Linked DNA regions of Homo sapiens: region 2 is linked to region 1. Evidence: read pairs that join two places in POLR2A ChIA-PET (ENCODE). Cell type or tissue: IMR-90. All regions are shown on one strand. Links, peaks and the distances in the headings refer to the core of each region. The heading gives the core; the rest is flanking DNA.

Region 1 (10,784 bases), core at 2,726-7,725:
TCTGTTTTCTTCTCTTTCTTACCATCCACTGTCCTCTGCTTTCTCAGTCTTTTCTCCCTCAAAACTTTAACTTGTACTTGGTCTCTTAAGATCCAGCCTGCCCCAACTTCACCTGTGATACCTAACTGGCTTAGTCTCTCAGTGTTCCAATTCTTCCTTGCTGAGAGAGCAATGTGATTCGTTTAAAAGCATTTGGGGGTCCAGGTACGGTGGCTCATGCCTGTAATCCCAACACTTTGGAAGGCTGAGATGGGCAGATCACTTGAGGTCAGGAGTTCAAGACTAGCCTGGCCAACATGGCAAAATGCTGTCCCTACTAAAAATACAAAAATTAGCCTGGCATGGTGGCACATGCCTGTAATCCCAGCTACTCAGGAGGCTGAGGCACAAGAATTGCTTGAACCGGGGAGGTGGAGGTTGCAGTGAGCTGAGATCATGCCACTACACTCCAGCCTGGGTGACAGACCAAGACTCTGCCTCTAAAATAAAAATAATAGAATAAATAAAAGCATTTGGAGGAAGGTCACTAGCCTATGGTTGGGTCACCCTTAAGTTAGCTTGTTATGTATATGTGTGAATAGGGGCAGTAGGAATGGGGATAAATACCATAACTATGACCACTCACTGTGAGCAGCTTTTCCTCTCAGAAGGGAGCTGTGGTTAGGGCAGGCTGTGAGACTCTTCACTGGTTCAAGTGGCAAAGGTGCTGGAGGTCTTGAGTGTGGCAGCCCGGAAGTCTTATCAGAGTTTCCTAGATCTACCTCCATGGAATATACTGTTGGGTAGCAAGAACATCCTGAATACTCTCTCACAATTTGGGAAACTAGCCTACTAGGCTCATCTCTAGGGCCTAGTTTTTAGGCCATTGTCTTATCCTGTAGTTAAATACTAAGAAAGACATTTGCAATCATGCACTAATGGAAAGATGGCTCAACTTCCATGACTGCTACATACTTAAAAAAGAGAGAGAGAGAGGTAGAGAGAGTTTCCCACACATAATTCATTAGCCTTGTGTTTAGTTAGAAAGGTTCAGGATGTTCCTTGTGGAAATTGTGAGCATAGGCGTCAACTGGGCACATTCATCAAACAGTATCCACAAAAAAAGCATTTGCCCATGGCCATCGAAAATCCTGAGACTTAGTTCTAAGAGTTTAAGCTTTAAAGAAAATTGCCAAGTATGGTGTATTTCAGAATCAAATCCCCTACTCAAAAAGCAAACACACGCTATGGGGAGGGAGTACAGAAGCTACATCAGAGAGAATCTTCATTAATTCTTCCCCTGCATCCCTTTTTGGCATTTTGAACTGGCAAAGAGAAAACCTGTGATGTCTGTGCCTGGTTATTTCATCGATAAAGAGCCAGGGTCATGGTTTCTATCCTGTTACCCAATTGGCTTCGTTTTGTCCAATGGCTACAGCATGTACCTTGCACTCTAGCCAGAAAGCTGACTCTCTGCAGGGCCTTGTTTTATTTGGGGATGGACTGGGATTTTGGAGAGTGATGAAAATTTTTTTAACATGATGGGAAAGACAAAAAAAATAAACAACTAGAAAAGCACACTTCTGTCTATCCATTTTGCCATCTTCACTGGCTGAAGACACCCTTTTGCTTGTCAGGGTCTTGCTGTTCATCCTGCACTGCAAAGACAATAGGGTGATGATGAAAGAAAACCATGGAGAAAAGGATGACGGTGATCTCCCTCAATTAGGAAATCTATTTATTTTAATAAGTCAAGGGGGGTGAAGGAAGACCTTCTGAATAAAGGTCAAAAAGGAATTTGATAATAATTCAACAGCAATACATAGTTTTTTAAAAATTACTTAGTAACCTAGAAGTAAAGGGAACAAAGATATAACTCAAATGAGATAAAAAATGTCTACAAAACCAGCAGCAAATATTCTATACATGTACAAAATTGAGCCCTATTAACTTTAGTAATAAGGATACCCTCTGTCCCCATACACATTCAACATGGTCTGAAATCTCTAGCCAATAAAATAAGATCATGGAAAGGAAAAAAAAAGATATCCTTTTTGGAAAAGAGATACAAATTTTTATTGTTGTTTTGTTTTGAGACAGTGTCTCACTCTGTCACCCAGGTTGGATGTAGTGGCGTGATCTCGGCTCACTGCAGCCTTGACCTCCCAGGCTCAAGCCATCCTCTCATCTCAGCCTCCCAAGTAGCTGGGACTACAGGTGCATGCCATCACACTCAGCTAATTTTGTTCATTTTTTTGTAGAGACAGGATCTTACTATGTTGCCTAGGCTCAAAGTCTTGGGCTCAAGGGATCCCCCTGCCTTGGCCTCTCAAAGTGCTGGGATTACAGGTGTGAGCCATTGCACCGAGCCTAAAGTTGCTTTTATATAATATCATTCCCTTTCTAAAACACTCAGAACAATTAATACAAAACTATTAGTCCAAAAAAAGATAATTTAATGGGGCAGAAAGTTATAAAACAGGCATAAAATTTTTCTTAAATACAGCAGCAACTATACTGGAATTGGTTCAAGATAATAGACTGAACACAGATGACCGCTGATCCTCCCATCCAAATATTTTTAATATTACAAGGATAAGCCCAACAAGCCCTGGAAAATAGGAGAAAGTCTCATCAGTGACTAGAAATCATGAGTAATTGTTTGAAAATAGAAACATATGCAAGAGAAAAATACTATAAAGACTAGAAGAGCACACAACAACCTCAATTGAGATTGAATAGACACAAGGACTGGAAGGTGCCTTGGGTCAATCAACTTGTGATTAATACTTCATAAGCAAATTTCACTAATGAGCTCATACAAATAGACTATTTGAAAAACTGAATCCAGCAGATTATTAAGAGAATAAAATGTTATGACAAAGTAGAATTTACTCTGTGTATTCTAAGTAAAATATGTAGAATTTATTTTATGTATTCTATGTAGAATACAGGTAGAATATTCCTGTACAGGTAGAATACAGGTAGAATAACAATAACAGATCAAAGTAAATGATATACAAATTTCAATAGTGCTTAAAAGCACTTGGTAAATTTCAATACACATTTCAATTTTAAAAGGAAAGAAACTTAGAAAAGGAATAAGAGGACATTTCTTTAACTTAACAAAAGTTGGAAGGGAATATAGTAGAAGCCTATAGAAAGCACCATTTTAATGCCAAAACATTTTAAAATTCCCATTAAAGTAAAAGATATGGTCCAGGCACAGTGGTTCACACCAGTAATCTCAGCACTTTGGGAGACTGAGGTGGGAAGATTGATTGAGGCCGGGAGCTGGAGATCAGCCTGGGCAACATAGTGAGACCCTGACTCTACGAAAATAAAAAATTTACTGGGCATGGTGGTGCACACCTGTAGTCCATGCTACTTGGGGGGCTGAGGTGGGAGGATCTCCTGAGCCCAGGATGTTGAGGCTGCAGTGAGCTGTGATCCTGGTACTGCACTCCAGCCTGGGTAATAGAGTGAGACCCTGTCTCAAAAATAAACAAATAAATAATACAAAGCACCAGAAAACCTGCCATCCCTGCAATCGATAAATATTTTACTAGCCATGCTAACAAATTAAATAAGATAGGAAAAAACTTTTAATGAAATATGTATATGAGAAAGGAAAAGACGTGATGATTCTTTGAAGATAATATAATTGTCTACATAAAGTAACAAATTAGGGGAATAAACTAAGAAATTTCTGAAACTCATCTGAGAGTAAATATGGCTAGTACAAGACCACAAAATTTAATAGAATATCTAATTGTCTATAATAATCAGTTAGAAAGTTAAAAGAAAAAAGATACTGTACTATTCCTAAAGCAACAAACTTGGAATAAACCCAAGAAGAAACATTCAAGAATAATATGAATGACATAAAAGAAAATCTAAATAAATGAAATATACTGTTGTTTTAAATAGAAATTGTGGCGGGTGAAGCAACTTCACTTTGGATGCTACTTCACCAGGTTGGCTTCTGATTAACCCCAGTTCCAAGAGGGCTCTGAGAGTTCCAGTTTCTCTACATTGTCCCTTGCATAAAAGCAGGTACTTACTACTATAAATCCTGCCTGTAGGTCAAACAATCTTGATGTTCTCGTACTTCAATGGCGCTACACATCTCTTCCAAACCACCCCTCTCCTATGGTATATAAGCCCTGGGCCTCAGGGGTAATGGCACAAAGAACTCACCATCTCATCCTGCCCTGTCTGAGACCCAGACATGGCTTCTGTTCCTAAATCCCTGTTAAAGGTTTCTTTCTGAGAAACTAGATTTGTCAGCCTCTTTCTTCGGCCTCTCAGCTTCCTTGAACTTTAGGATAGGTTTGCATACATCTGCCCACTGCAAAACAGAAAATACATTTTTTAATCAAAATTCCAACACAAACTTTTCTGGAAGTTGACGAACTGCTTCTAAATTTTATATAAAAGAAAATGAGGGTTGGGCATGGTGACTCACATCATAATCCCAGCACTTTGGGAAGCCGAGACAGGAGGATCACTTGGGGCCAGGAGTTTGAGACCAGCCAGGGCACCACAGTGAGACCTCATCTCTACCTCTACCAAAAAAAATAAAAAATAAAAAAATTAGCTGGGCATGGTGGAGAATGCCTGTAGTCCTAGATGCTAGGGAGACTGGGGCAGGAGGACTGCTTGAACCCAGGAATTGGAGGCTGCAATGAGCTATGTTTGAGCACAACACTCCAGCCTGGGAGATAAAGCAAAATCCTGTCTCTAAAAATTAATGAATTAATTAATTAATTTTAATTTTTAAAAAGAAGATGAATGAGAGAAGCCAATAATTTTTTAAATAACAGTAAGGGAAAACTTTTTTTTTTTTTTTTTGAGATGGAGTCTTGCTCTGTCCCCCACGCTGGAGTCCAGTGGTGCAATCTTGGCTCACCACAATCTCTAACAAAAAGCCAAGGTTAAAATAGGTAGTATTAGCTAATGAATAAAGAGTTAGCCCACTGATACAAAATATTCAAAAATGCTACATGTCTATGGGAGCTTAAAAATTATAAAAGTAAGCCAAGCGTGGTGGCTTATGCCTGTAATCCCAGCACTTTGGGAGGCCAAGGCAGGCGGATCATGAGGTCAGGAGTTCGAGACCAGCCTGGCCAACATAGTGAAACCCCATCTCTACTAAAAATACAAAAAATTAGCCAGGCATGGTGGCAGATGCCTGTAATCCCAGCTACTCAGGAGACTGAGGCAGGGGAATCGCTTGAACCTGGGAGGTGGAGGTTGCAGTGAGCCGAGATCGCGCCATTGCACTCCAGCCCGGGCAACAGTGCGAGACGCTGTCTCAAAAAAAAAAAAAAAAAAAAAAGATTGTAAATAAAGTAGCATTTCATGGGGAAAGTATAGTTATGATATTATAAAAATGGATATTCATTAGATCACTACCTCGTGCCATACTAAAAATAAATTCCAGATTGATTAAAGAACAAAATATTTTAAAATAAAGTGTAAGGTTAAAATACAAAAAGTATTTTTTTAATCTTATAAATCTTTCATGTGGGTCAGAAAACCCAGAAGCCAAAACCAAAAATGATGGCATCAATTGTATAAAAATTTAAATATGTGTCTGATAAGCACCATAAAAATGTTAAAAGACAATCAACGGACTGAGAAAACATATAACCAACAATGCATAACTACTTACGATTCAGAAAAACTAATTACAAATAAGTAGGGAAAAGACAGGCAACTGCATTGAAAATAAGCAAAAAATTAGAGCAAGCAAGTCACACAAGAAATACAAATAGATGATTTGCTTTAAACATAAGATTTGCTTAACCTCACTAGAGTCAAAGAAATGCAACTTAAAACAGTAAAAATAACTTTTCCCTAAAATATAAAGAATAAAAAGATTAATAGCATCCAATATCAGCAAAGTTATAAAGAAACTTTATTACTAGAAGTAAAATTTAAAATCCCTGGCAAAATCCTTTTGCAGAGCAATTTGAAAGCATGTGACTAGCATTTCCACAATTTCGGAAAATACAAAGAAGCTTGTATAAAGATATTAATTGTAATTGAAGTATTTTATTTAATTGTAGTACATCTCTTTTATAAACTCAAGTCTGCTGACATCATAGGCACTTCTCTTTACCATTCCTCACTGCTAGGCCAGTGGGTTGATTTTTCAGCTTCTGTTGCTAAGAATTCAGTGTTCTAAGAGGCACAGAATATAACAACAGCAAAATTCATCACCTACTTCATTGCCCAGTCTCAGCAGCAGTTTGACTATTCTAAGGGTCAGCTCAGAGTGCCTGTGCTGACCGTGATGGCTTCAACATGAATGCTACTATGACCCAGTTGATAACAAGAAATTGGAAAGTGAAGATCCCCACTGTTTATTGAAATTTCTGCCTATGGATGCAACTCAATTCAAAAAGCATTTATGTAGACACTGCATGGAGTCAGGTTGCCGAGGATGCATGGATAAGCAAGACACAATTTGTGACCTCAAGGAATGTATGTCTTTGTTTTTGCTTTCTACTTAGATGCTTAGTGATAATTGTGATTCCCTGGGCAAAAGCTAGTTTTTCTAAACTAGTGTTTCTCAAAGTAAAGTGTCAGGACCAGCAGCATCAGCATCTCCTGGGAATGTGTTAGAAATGCTGATGCTCAGCCAGGCGCGGTGGCTCATGTCTGTAATCCCAGCACTTTGGGAGGCCGCAGTGGGCAGATCAGCTCAGGTCGGGAGTTCGAGACCAGCCTGGCCAACATGGCGAAACCCCGTCTCTACTAAAAATACAAAAATTAGCTGGGCGTGGTGGTGCGCGTCTGTAATCCTAGCTACTCGGGAGGCTGAGGCAGGGGAATCGCTTGAACCCAGGAGGTGAATATTGCAGTGAGCCGAGATCGCACCACTGCACTCCAGCCTTGGAGACAGAGTGAGACTCCATCTCAAAAAAAAAAAAAAAAAAAAGCTGATGCTCAGGCCCAAACCCAAACCTACTGAATCAGAATCTCTGAGGGGCAGTGGGGGATGATCCAGGTGATTCTGATACACAATTAAGTTTGAGAACCACTACTCACTACTCTATTGGAAGCATTTAAACAATGCCTAGATTTTTTTCCTTGCAAAAAATTTGTTTAAGATTACTTGTGAAAACAAAAGACACCACTGTATAATTTGTATATGGTATTTGAGTGGCACACATTTTGCACATATGGCTTCTGGAAGCATACCATTATTATGAAGCTACCCTATATGGAATGTTCCTTTCGTGGAACTTATTCATTTATTCCTTGATCAGTGCATGATTTATTTCTTGAGTTCCTATTTATCTGACATTATAGATAACATTGCAATGAACAACTTCATATCATATATATAAGGCTTTTTTCTGAATTAGTAACATGGGATAAATGTTCAGGCATGGGATAACTTCGTGGGGAAAAAGAAGAGGGGCATCTTTATTATTCATGCTGCATGTTGTCATGCTGCTTTCCAAACAGGTTTGTCCTCAAATGATGCCAGCTGCCCTGTGAGTGTAAGTTTTATCACCCACTTCCCCACATAGGGCATAATCATTCAATTTTGATATGATTATGTATAAAATGTTGCCTCGAGGCTGCTCTATTCTACTTTCTTTGCTTTCTAATGAGGTTGTAGATGTTTCCCACGTGTTTCTTTAATATTCACATTACTGCTTGTGTGACGCATCTGTGGATGATTACTTGGTTATCAAAAATAGCACTTCTAAAAATACCCACTCAAGAAGTCCCTACTACACCCTGGGAACAGAATTGTGTTCCGGGTGTTCAAGAGTGTGGAATTAAGCTCCTTAAAGATAAGGAATAATTTCTGAGTCAGTAGGTAGAGCTTCTATAGTAGTATGTGAGTTTGGCCAGGATTGCTGCTAGCAGTCTGTATGAATTAGAAAATAATAACAATAATAAGCCAAGGGCAGTGGCTAATGCCTGTAATCACAGCACTTTGGGAGGCTGGGTCAGGAGGATTGTTTAAGGCCAAGAGTTCAAGACCAGCCTGGGCAACATAGTGAGACCCTGTCTCTTTAAAAGAGAGAGAGAGAGAGGTCTCTTTGCAGTCCTATGCCCCAGGCATGAGTTTGATGAACAGAGGATTTTCGGTCCCCATTTGTTCCCTAGCCCAGGTGCCCTTGAACAGTGAACAAGCTGCTTGACCTTATCCTACCACTCAGAGTCTGTCACTCCAAGTTCCTATGCAGAACTCCTCATTTTCTGAAAACCAAAATGAAGCAGAAGGAATCCTGCCATTTCCTCATTTCTAAGGCCTAAGTTTCCTGCACGGTGGCTTCAGGTTTGAGTGGCGTCCCCACCACTTCTGATTGTCTTTTCTGTGGTTTGGAAGGAAGCACTGTGCTTAGGCAGGTTGGATCCTAATAAGGACCCAGGAGTTGGAGATCATCTCTTGCCATGGCTCTTGAAAATAAGTGCCACGTGTGTCACTGTTTCCCATTAGTGACAGTGGAGAGCATATTGCTAAGGTCATTCCAGCAACCTAAGGAGACTCTCTCCCTACAGCTCTCCTTCCCATCGACTTTGGCACTTTCAAAGATCTCTCTACCTCTACCTCGCCTCATGCCTGACCACTGACCTCTTACTAATTCTCCTTATTCTTCCAGATGTTGACACTCCTTTGTACCATCAGCATAACACACTCAAGCCTTTCCCAGGTTACAACAAATATCCTTTCAGCCTTTCTTCTAGCTACTGACCTTTCCCCTTCTCTTAATAGCTGAACTTCTAAATGATTCCTATACAATAGCCTGAAAGTACATGTCCCCTCAAAATTTATATGTTGGAATACTGTGTTAGTCTGTTCTCACAGTGCTAATGAAGACATACCTGAGACTGGGTAATTTATAAAGGAAAGAGGTTTAATGGATTCACAGTTCCACATGGCTGGGGAGGCCTCACAATCATGGCAGAAGGCGAATGACAAGCAAAGTCATGTCTTACATGGCAGTAGGCAAGAGAGAGCATGTGCAGGGGAACTCACCTTTATAAAACCATCAGATCTCATGAGACATATTCACTGTCACAAGAACAGCACAGGAAAGACCTGCCCTTATCATTCAATTACCTCCCACCAGGTCCCTCCCACAACGCAGCGGAATTATGGGAGCTACAATTAGAGATTTGAGTGGGGACAAAGCCAAACTATACAAAATACTAATACCCAATGTGATAGCATTAAGAGGAGGAATGTTTTAGGAAGTAATTAAGTCATGAGGGCTTAGTGACCTTATTTTCAACAGGTTGAAAGGAGTTGCCTTGCCCTTTCTGCTCTGTGAGGACACATAGAAGGCACCATCTCTCAAGAATGAGCCCTCACCAGACACGAAATCTGCTGGTACCTCAATCTTGGACTTCCCAGCCTCCAGAACTGTGAGAAATAGATTTCTGTTGTTTGTAAATAACCCAGCCTAGAGTATTTCCTTATAACAGCAGAAATGGACTAAGACACTACTTCTTCACCTCCCATTCACACTCAGCCCATGGTAATCTGGCTTCCAATACAATAATTCCTCTAGACCAGCAGCTTAACTCCTTAACTGCCAAACCCAACAGACATTTTTCAGTCCTATTTTAATTTGTTTAGACTTGAAATTGTTGATCATACCTCCCTCCTTGAAGCTTTCTCTTCCTCACTTTTCTTGATTCCATCACATGAGAATATGTATGTTCCATAAAGACAGAGATCTGTCTGTGTTTTTCACTAACATATCCCAATACCCAGAACAGTGCTTGACCCATAATGGACTCTAAATAAATATTTATTAAATTAATTAGTTATTCGTTCCTCATTCTCTTATTAATCTAGACATTCTCTCAGTGTCCTTCTACCTCAGTGCTCAGCTTTGAAAGACCAAATAACTAGCCTGGCGCAGTGGCTCACACCTGTAATCCTAGCACTTTGGGAGGCCGAGGCAGGCGGATCACCTGAGGGCAGGAGTTCAAGACCAGCCTGGCCAACATGGTGAAATCCCATCTCTACTAAAAATACAAAAATTAGCCAGGCATGGTGGTGCGCACCTGTAATCCCAGCTACTCGGGAGGCTGAGGCAGGAGAATCACTTGAACTCGGGAGGTGGAGGTTGCAGTGAGCCGAGATCACGCCACTGCACTCCAGCCTGGGCGACAGAACAAGACTTCATCTCAAAATAAATAAATAAATAACAATAAAGACCAAATAACTGAATGCCAACTTCATTGCTACTTCTGGCACCCCTGAACTTGTGCATACTGACAACCATGTGATCACATAGGTTTCCATCATATTTGACCACATCACAGTAGTATAGAAAAAGTCTGTCATTCAGATTTATTGTTAACATCAAAATACTCACTTTCAAATATAAACGTTTGACATGTAACAGAGTGAAAATCTTGAAAACTATATATGCAGAAATTCTATCAGTTAGTTGAAAAATATGTATTACTACAAAAGTAAAATTATAATAATGTCAGTTGTGAAAAGCTGTCTATTTTCACATACAAAAACAATTAAAATATTTCAAATAGTTAAATAAGGAAATATAATATAAATACTAACTGATTTATAATAGTTTATAAGTGTAAATGGTATACTAGCTAGATATCTTTAGCAAGAATATTACATCCTTTGAATCAAAACATGTTTATATTGGCTGGGTGCAGTGGCTCATGCCTGTAATCTCAGCACTTTGGGAGGCCTAGGCAGAAGATCACTTGAAGCCAGAAGTTCAAGACCATTCTGGGCAACATAGCAAGACCCTCTCTCCACAAAAAAAGTTTTTTTTAAAATGAGTCAG
Region 2 (10,783 bases), core at 1-5,000, 72 kb after region 1:
AGCAGACAACAGTCTTTTCATTTCTTCTGTTGCCAAAGGCGCTAACAGTATATCTAGCTTTGGAAAACACCTGGTTCTGACCTGTAAGCTGTTCCAAGACCTTAGTTACTCAGGTCAGTCTGTCTCCACTTTCTCCTAAACAGATGTTGAAGCGGAGCCTGCAGATGCAAAATTCCTGCATGGGGTTATCCTTTTCACCTTGATCCTGCACCACGATGGAGAACAGGAAGAGCCTGGCTGATCTTTCTGCAATCATTCTGAAACTTCCCTGCTTCTGTCATAGGACTTACTCTCTCAAGGTTTCTTTCAACCCTTATTGGTTGTCTCTTCTCTTGTCCCTAAATATAGGCCTATCTCAAAAAGAGTTTCCCCTCTGTCAAACCAATCTATTCCAGTGCTTTACCAATTTTACACAATAACTCCAAAACTTATCTCCTTTAACATGACTTTATTCCCAACTGCCAGTGCAGAATTCCAACATCTGGCTGGAATTTCTACCTGGTAATCTCAGAAATACTGAAAACACACATTTCCAAAAACCGAAGCTTTTTAACGTGGAAAACTTCCTTTATTTCCATCAATGATATTCAATTATTTTCTCCAGCACTCGATGGCCTTCTAATAACTAACACCATCGTCACTTATTGAGCCCACACTATATTCTTTGTATTGTTCTAAATGTCTTTAGAAATACATAATTTAATACTCATAAAACCATGTAAGGTAGGTACTATTGGTAAACCATTTTATAGATGAGGTGAAGTAATGGAACTAGATATAATCTTCATAAGTAATGGAACTAGATATAATCCCAGCACTCAAACTCCACAGCTTCTAGTCAACTACTATATGATCCTCCCATCTTCTTTCTGCTTGAGGAATGAAACACAGCTGAGAGACAGCAGTAATATAATAGGGTTACAGAAAAGAGAAGTGAGGGAACTCCAGCACTATGGCAAAGGCCCAGGCAGCAGAGTGGAGCTAAGAGACACAGTCAGCCTATTAACTACCTGGCACATACATACATGCATACACACTAATGGTACACAATAAAATGACAGACAAATCATAGATTAAGTTCATTTAGTATACTCATCTTTGATTCCTACGCATCTATTCAGTTGCCAAAATCCAGATCTTGATTCTGAAATACTACTCAAAATGTCAGTTTCAGTTTTCTGTGGCCTATTTCAGTTTCTTCCTGCAATTTTGCCATAGCCAACTGATTTATCACCCTTTATCCATTCTGTAATCTATCCTTTATACCACTCTCAGATTAGTTTTTTAAAAGTTAAGATTAATCCAATTACCAATTAATTCAAAATGTTAAATGGTAATCTACCCAAATAAGAGCAATATTTATCACACACTGTAATTCAATCACAGCATAAAAATACAGCTCCAACCTCTGTTTCCACTCTTACCTCTCACAATTCCCTTGAATGTACTCTTACTTTGGCCAAATAGAAGTATTTAATTTTCCCTAAATTGTACCTTCTGGTTTTCTCTCTTTTTAAATATATGCTACCTTTATCAGATTAAGGTATAAGGGCTACATAAGCAGCCACCTGTGAAGTCTCACATATTTTTCTAACACCTGGTCCAATTTAGATAACATAATTACTTGATACTTCAAGGTGTGATAACCAGCCACCTGAAATGCAATTTAAACCAGGTATTTCTTGAGGGCTCCTAGACATTTTCATTATTGCAGGGTCTATTCAGATTTTGTCTCTCCTCAAAGCATTTACAATGATATATTCACTGAAAATTGCCCACTTCTCACTGAAATTTCCAAAATGATTAGCACAGACCTGAATATAATTTTTAACATCACCTCCACACTTTAGTTTTATCTCCTTTCTCATACTTAATGTCTCACTTTTAGTTTCCCTCTTTTCTTTTATCCTTGACTGGCTTTTAAAAATATGTATTGATTTTATTGGCATTTTCATGCAATCAGTATTTAGATTAGTTCAAATGGTTTACTGTTTCCTAATTCATTAACATTTTTGCCTTTATAAATCTCTAGTTATTAATCTTTAGTTCTAAATTTACATTTCCTCATTGAATCAAAAATTATTTAAAACATGATTTTATATTTCCATATAAATTTAAACATTTTTAAAAATCTCCAGTTCTAATGAATTGTAATCAAGGAATGGGACTTACATATTTTTATTTTTGAGTGAGATTTTGTTTTGCAGTTGATCTAATTAGTAAGACTGGTAATTGTTTTGTCAATGACAGAAAAAAAGAAATATATTTCATTATTTTATTATTAAAGCCACCTATATATATATATATACAGTTATGTGTTGCTTAAGAGAAACTGTATCTGGATGATTTCATCACTGTGTCATAAAATATACTTACACAAGCCTAGATGGTATAGTTCACTACACACCCAGGCTATATGATACAGCTCCTATGCTACAAACTTGTACAGTAAGTTACTGTATTCAATATCATAGGCAACTGTAACACAATGTTATTTGTGTATCTAAAAGACAGAAAAGGTTCAGTAAAAATGGTATAAAGGATATAAAAATTGTACACCTGTATAGGGCACTTACCACGAATGGAGCTTACAGGATTGGAAGCTGCTCTGGGTGAGTCAGTGGGTGAGTGGTGAGTTAATGTGAAGGCCTAGGATATTACTGTAAACTACTGTAGATTTTATAAACATGCTACTCTAAATCTGTTTAAAAATTTTTTCTTTCTTCAGTAAATTAACCTTAGCATTTTATAACTTTTTCACTTTATAAATATAAAAAAATTTAACTCTGACTCTTTTGTAACATTTAACTTAAAACAAAAACATATTACACAGCTACACAAAAACATTTTTTCTTTGTATCCTTATTAAGATTTTTTCTATTTTTAAATTTATTTTTTTTTTTTACTTTTTAAACTCTTGTTAAAAACTAATAAATACATACTTTAGCCTTGGCCTCTACAAGGTCAGGATCATCAATATCACTGTCTTCCACCTATACATCTTGTCCCACTGGAAGGTCTTAAGGGGCAATAACATCCATGGAGCTGCCATCTCCTATGACAATAATGCCTTTATCTGGAATACCTCCTGTAGGATCTGCCTAAAGATTATTTTATAGTTAACATTTTTTAATAAGCAGAAGCACATGCTAAAATAATAGTACTGTAAACACGTAAACTAGTAACATATTCGTTTATCATTATAAAGTATTATGTGCTGAACATAACTGTGCTATGCTTTTATACAACTGACAGTACAGTAAGTTTGCTTACACCAGCATTACCACAAACATGTGAGTGATACATTGCATTGCAACGGCTTCAACATCACTAGGTGATAGAAGCTTTTTAGCTCCATTATAATTTTATAGGACCATTGTCGTATACCAGGTCAGGTGTTGACTCAAACATCATTATGTGGTACATGACTGTACCTTCTTACTTCGTGCCTTTTGAAGTACATTAAGGATTCCTATCATTGCTTTTCTACCAATTATTCTTCATTTCTTTCAGCTTTTACTTAATACATTTTGATGTTTAGCACATTCGTTCATAACTGTTAAGTCTTTACCTGGAGTGTACCCTGTGTTGATGTAAAATGACATTTTTGATCCAGTTTAATGCTTTTTGCTTTAAATGCTACCCTGATACTGAGATTCTGTCATCTGCTTTTGAAATTGAAATTTGCCTGATGTATCTCTAATCCACCATTTATTTTTAACCTTAGTTGTTTTATGTAAATCTCTTGTGATTAATCTCTTAAAAAACAGACTTCAAAGTACAGATTATGTACATCTTTCAGACCTAAAATACTGCCATACTACTACCAGAACAGAATACTACTTTAATATCACAGCACAAGATATGTAATGTTTTGTTCATATTCTATGCATCAATATTTATCAATATTCCGATCATCTCCTAAGAAGATGAATCACGAATTCACAATCTACACTCCTCAGTTAAAAAAGTAATTTTCTATTTCAATAAACTTTCCACTGGCACTGCTAAACTTAGAAATAATGTAGATTTTTCAACATAATAGTGTTTGCTTGAAGCTCGGAAATCTATGTTTCAGGATGATCACAATAAGATTACTACAGGAAAGCAATTCAACAAAGGAAGAAATATGATTATTATTACAATGACAACATATAGCAGTAGTTATTGTATATTAAGGTACTTGCCAACATTTTATATATCTTTAACACTACCATAACTTTACAAGATAGATATTATTGTCTCTATTTTTAGGATCAGAAAACAGTCCGACTGCACGTAATTATCTCATTCAAAACCAGGATCTGGACCTCAATGTGAATATAAGGGTAAAACTTGTACTCAGCTGTCCTGGGTTTTACTAATAGCATGTATATAAACTACGTGATTTGAATGAAGTCACAACTTCATTGAGTTCTTATTTTTCCTGTCTACGAAGAATCTCTAAAGTTTAGGGTGTTACACAGTATTTCACTTCTATGAAACTAATTATTGAGAACAAATGTGAAGCAGACAACTGATATTTTTTTCTCTTTCCAACATTCTTTCCCCTCCTTGATTTTTCTTTGGAAAACTATTATTATCCCTGTGTGGCAGGCTCTACACTTCAGCTTTAGATACATGCCCCAGAGAATTCCATTCCCTGGACAGAATATTTGGTTCAGGAATAATAGGCATGTGCCTCAATCCAGGGAAATCAGAACTCACCCTACAAATTTTTGCTCAAATTGTAGCTCTCTTCTCATCATAGTTGCTAAAGTAGGTAGAATGCAAACCTGAAGCTATTAGGAACTATATCTTGCCACTACTTGTGAGAGCCTGTTTGAAAATAACATATATACAGAAGAGAGAAAAGAGGAGGAGGGTAAGGGAGGGAGAGAGAATAAGAGAGATACTCTTGAGATCTGTTGAGCACCTAGATCCAGGCCAGAGCTTTTAGGTTATGTAAGTCAAAAAATGTCTCCTTTTATTTAAGCTACTTTGAGTTGGGTTTTTCTTATTTAAAACTGAAAAAGTCCTCATATGTCATAAAGGAGTTGCTTTTTATTTTTCTAAGTTTCTATTTCTACTTTAGGATTCAAAATAATAAAGAAAAATAATTTGGACTGCAGAACATAGTTTCGTAGAAAAAAATACCAGGTTTAAGGTTAGAAGATGGGGTTTTTATTATTACACAAAGAGATTATATGACTTAGGACAGGTTGATCTTTGCAGATCTGTTCGTTTTGTGAAACAAGGTCTCGATCTGTTGCCTATCTGAAGTGTAGAGCCTGCCACACAGGGAGGCTCTAGGCTAGAGTGCTGTGGTGTGATCATGGCTCACTGCAGCCTCAACCTCCCAGGCTCTGGCAATCCTCCCACCTCAGCCTCCCAAGCAGCTGGAACTACAGGCACGTGACACCATGCCCGGCTATTTTTTAAATATTTTTTTGTAGAGACAGCCTCTCACTATGTTGCCCAAGCTGGTCTTGAACTCCTGGGCTCAAGCAATCTTCCCGCTTGAGTCTCCCAAAGTGCTGGGAATATAGGTATGAGCCACCGTGCCCAACCCTGCAAATCTGTTTTATCATCTATGTTAGAATGGGTTTGAATTAAATAATTGCTAAGATCCTTCAAGGTATGAAAGTTCTACAATTTTACTGTATTATATAACAGCCTTAAATAATGTGTATCATAGTAACATGGTTTGGCCCAGGAAAATTCAAATGTTAAGAAAAATAAGAACGCCACATTGGAAGATTTTTAAAAAGACAGTAATTATAGTTTGTTTTAAATAAAGAGGAAGTAAGAAAATTTCATTAGGTTATAACATGTAGAAATTTAGTAAACAGGCTAGAAAAAATAACCTGATTTAAGATTAGGTCATGAAAATTCATTCCCCAGAGAAACCAAACATTTTCCTTGAGATCATTTAAAGATACAACTATTATTTCTAGAAGATTTGTCTTTATTAAGAATAAGCTCAATGAACTCATGTACACAAGAGTTCCTAACATAGAGAAACTTTAATAATTTATTTAAAAACAAAAAGAAAATTAAAAGCAGCTCAAACTTTTTCCCTAAAAGTTTAACCAAAGAAAAAATAAGAGGCCAGGCACAGTGACTCATGCCTGTAATCTCAGCACTTTGGGAGGCCGAGGTGGGCGGATCACTTGAGGTCAAGAGTTCAAGACCAGTCTGGCCAACATGGCGAAACCCCATCTCTACTAAAAATACAAAAATTAGCCAGGCGTGGGGGCAGGCGCCTGTAATCCCAGCTGCTCGGGAGGCTGAGGCAGGAGAATCGCTTGAACTCAGGAGGTAGAGGTTGCAGTGAGCTGAGATGTTGCCACTGCACTCCAGCCTGGGTGATTGAGTGAGACTGTCTCAAACAAAAAAACAAAACAAACAAGCAAAAAAAAAAAAAAAAAAAAAAAACAAAAAAAGGGAAATAAATATGAATGTTTACTTTATGTGCCATCATTCTGGAACACAGCTGGGGGTATGCATGGGACAGGGAGAAGGCAAGGGAGAGGGAAACAGCAGTAGTGTTTCTAAGTAACTTTGTCATGTAAAAGGAGTTTACCTCTTTAAACTCAAATTTTGGAAGTCCTTTCAAAAATACATACTTACTAGCATTCTCAGGATGTTTTAACTCTTTCTTCATAGTTTAAACATGTGAGTTATCTAATATTGAAACTTAAGTGCAGATGCAGATAGTGTGGAGCACAGGACTAGATGAGAACCAACCCTAGAAGTTGCCCTGTGGCATGCTTTCTTGGAAGAAAAAAATCACCAACAGCTTACTTTTGAATAATCTTCACATGTTCATAAAGCAAAAGTGTCAAATATACAAATGAATGACTCCTAAGGAAGTGTAACACAATTATCTTCTTGTAAATTAGTGAATAAGACAGAAGGAGGCTTCCTTCCCTTAAGCGGTTACCTCACTCTCAGAACATTTTTCTTTATAATAACTATCAGTTGTCTGACTTCTCTGCAACACTGAAAACCCAAAGTATTATTTGGGCATTACTAACCTAATGCGTTATTTTATGGTCAACTTGTACCCACCACTCTGCCATCTAATTTGCACCATGTCTGCTGAGGATATGTCAAGACTCTGAGCCAGATTATTTTGAAGAGACCTCTGCAAAGTCTACAAATTCTTTACCAAAATATGACTGCCTCATCTCCCTTCAAAAAAGAAAGGGGGAAAAAAGATTCTTCTTCTATATAAATGTCACTAGAACATAATTTTCTCCAGCTTCTTAATGTTTGTCTATAATTAAAATTAAGGATATAAGCAAAATAACATTAAAGATAATTCTAATAAAGTTAACCCCATACAAACTGAAAAGTAGATAAAATGCATGTATCTCCTATAATGGTGATTCACAATTACAAAAATGCAAATCCACAGGCTCAATCTACAAGGAAATACTGACAAGAAGAGAATAAACCTATTATGAGATATTCCAAGAATAAAACTACTTTAGATAATCAACTACATTTATTATAAGATAGTTACTCCTCAGGAAGAATTCCACAGTTGTATAACAACAGCTTTACCATGCTTAGCTAAGTTTTCTTATGATGAAATTAGTTATTCATAAAAGATTAAAAATTATTTCACCAGTATTCTAACCAACAGGCAAACAAGTGGTATCTTTGAAAGTTTTAAAACAATTACATTTCAAGTATTTTACAGAAGCCTGCAGTATTATATTTCCAAGACCAACAACCTCAATCTGTCCAAATTCCCTTTAAGTCAGGAGTCATTAAATGCTTTAGCATTTGTAAGGAAGCATTTGTAAGGAAAGGTATAAGCTGAGGAGCCTTTCAAAATAAGACCAATTTTATCAGCATTTCATAACCTTGCAGGAAAGCCTGAGCCTATACAGAGATTAATTATTTTGAACAGTCTCAAAATTCTTTTGCAGTTCCAGGATTTGTGGACTTGATAGTATAGAAAGAAATTTAACAGTGTATCAGAGGACTCAAATTTTCCTCTGAATGCTAATATTAACTGGATAATATTGATCACAACACTTCCCCTTCCTGTGCCTGTTTGATCATCTATAAGAAACATTCCTGGAAGAAAAAAAAAAAAAAACCTACCACTGACTTTAATCCGTATCTAGTTTTCTAATGCTGTTTCAACCTAAACACAAATGCTACTGTTCAGTAAAATATGGTCAACCAACAGCATCTGCTCCATTTTTTTTGCCTTTTTAAATAAACACAGGGATAAAGAAGGTAAGAACACGAGGATACTCCTTTAGATTCTGTGAATAATTCATCCGAAATATGGTCTAAGTATATTAATTAAGCATGAGCCAAGTATAGTAGATTTCAGTTATTTATTTTGACTCCAAGACACAAAAAGCAATCAATTTCAGTGAAATTACTTAACTCTGAGTCTTAATATTATGTAACAGCTAAATATAACAATTTTAATATCTACATTCTTAACACTGTATGTACAGATCTCCATTTTCTATTAACTATTAGCCCATCAATCTCTTTTCACTTGGGGGATATTCCAACCTATGCAAGGATGGAGAATATACAGCTACTAGAGCAGTTCTACTGATGAAGTAAATACTATTACATTTTACCACATGATATTATAAACTTTGCATTTTATTTTCATAACACTATTCTTGCTATCTTTCATTCTGGCCCTATTTCACAACACCCTACAGGACTTACGATTTCATCAAATAGTCTCCCCTCACCTCTGAAGAGAAACAGAATTGATAGTATTACCAGACTGTAATGACTAGAATATCTTCCCATTGGCAAATTTAAAATATGTCCTTACTTTTTGATTATGGAGCCTTCTCTTGGATTTAATTTGGACTGGAAACAGAAAATAAAATACAATAAAGTTTAAATGCCCTTGGGTTTTACTTTTATCCCTGAACATGATGACATGGACTATCCCAAGTCCTTCTTAAATGGCAAGTTCTCATCATCAGCAGAGCACAGCCAACTATTCTGAAGAAGCAGATACATCAGACAGGGTATGTATGCATATGTGTGTGGGTGAGAGTGTATAAGAAGGAGGAAAGAGGGAGAAAAAGAGACCACATGTGAGAGCACAGTTAAGTTGGAAAAGCCTAGACCATTACAAAAACTATTTGTTCCAATTAAAAATCATTGATTAAATCATCCTACTAGGATATTGATTGTAATGCTAAACAAACAAAAAGTCACACAGTTGAACAGTGAAGGCAAGTATCTTAGAAAGAGTCAAATATACTTGTAGCATGAAGAAGAATAAGACTGTTGCAATACCTCTATCAAATACTTTTCTCCATTCCAAAAAAAACCCTGACATTAAAAAAACAATAATAAAGTAGGTCACAAAAAGATTGGAAGTACCACCTTTCTTCAGATATGATTTCTCAGTATAGCCGGCTACAAGTTTTCATCAAATGCAAGCATGGTGACACAATCAAGGAAACATTCCCATTTTGGAATCTTTTTGGAAGCTTCAGAAAACATTAACACTTTCAAAATGGTAAAGTTTCTTTACCAAAAAACTTCTCCTGAAGAAACCTCAGTATTCTGTAGGCAGACAGTACACCTTACTGCCAGACAACACATCTGATATTGGGGCACTGGTAAAGACAGAAGCTCTCCATGTCATGGTCACCCACTGCTCTCTTCATCAGTATGCGCTAGGGTGCAAGACTGTCATCAATCCTGAAAGAAATCTTATCTCTTGTTGTGAAAGTATTCTACTGTTTCAAGTGCCAACCCTTGAATAATTCCCTGTGTAAGATGATTTGTCATGAAAAATCCACTATTGTGAAAGCTGCCAGATTCATGAAAGCCAAGACTTTCAATCAAGAGCTTCTCGAGAGGTTTTGTCAAGAAATGGGAGCACTATGAAGTTCTTTGCTATATATAAGTTCCCTGCTTTCAGAAGACAAATTCTACAGCCTGATACTGCTGTTTACAGGATAACATACACTCTTTTTAAACAGTTTAACTCTTCAACCTTGAAAGTAAAATGTGGAGTCATAATCTTTTCTTTCCTAACACAGCATTAATGATACAGATCTTGCCAAAAATGATCTCAGTAACTTGAAGGCAAAGAAAATGATGAAACATGAATTTATCTGAAGAGCCTTGGAGAATTCTTATTTCTTGACACGTCTACTTTCATCAGGCAATAGAATCTACAGATTCCATTTACTCTTCTTTCTTTTGTAAAATAGCATTTTCAGCACTTTTTACCAAAGTCAACACTGATTGGATATCAAAGATCATATAAAAGTTGCAAAGTCAAAGTCAAAGAGCATAGTTTCAACTTGTTATTTTAAAAGTTAAATAGCAGTCTTTTCATTAAAATTTAGTATTGAACAGAACTAAAGCTTAATTTTGGTTAATTTGTACCACTTAGATTTATTCATTGCTCTCATGTAGTAGCCACTGGTTTTTGCATAAAAAAGTGACATAGTTTTCATGAAGGTTCTTTTACATTCTGTCTAAAAGAATATATTTCAATGTAATAAAAACTGCAAAATTTTATGTACACTATGCACATTTTTTGAGGGGAGAACATTTATACCTTCCATCAGACTTTAAAAGGAATGTAACACAATTTAAGACCCCCTGGCTTAAATCTAGTGTTCTGCGCCTCCACATTACAAAATTTTTCTATTTTATTACAAAAAATTTTTTACCTTTTTTTCCACTACCAAAATATATGCTGCTCATCAACTCTGTTTTAAATTTCTACCATCGCTTTTGCTACTGCATTTTTTTTTTTTTTTGAGATGGAGTCTCC

Evidence for each region. ChIA-PET counts read pairs that join two places held together with the same protein. Peaks named below come from ENCODE experiments on the same cell type or tissue, not always from the same donor. Only the 100,000 strongest peaks of a DNase experiment are listed, where the experiment ranks them.
Region 2: POLR2A ChIA-PET joins it to region 1 with 6 read pairs; 2 of 35 experiments call an interaction of 5 or more read pairs at or near these places.

Annotation. Positions count from the first base shown.
Region 1 is chr10:88,009,789-88,020,572 of GRCh38, reverse strand. No RefSeq gene overlaps it. Among named protein-coding and RNA genes, the nearest start is that of PTEN, 150 kb to the right of the region's middle. In IMR-90, for the core only: no CTCF peak of the experiment used is centred there; no DNase peak of the experiment used is centred there.
Region 2 is chr10:87,934,929-87,945,711 of GRCh38, reverse strand. The region is part of intron 5 of PTEN (phosphatase and tensin homolog); the gene reads right to left. It also overlaps the pseudogene RPL11P3. Among named protein-coding and RNA genes, the nearest start is that of PTEN, 77 kb to the right of the region's middle. In IMR-90, for the core only: no CTCF peak of the experiment used is centred there; a DNase peak (open chromatin) is centred at 2,621.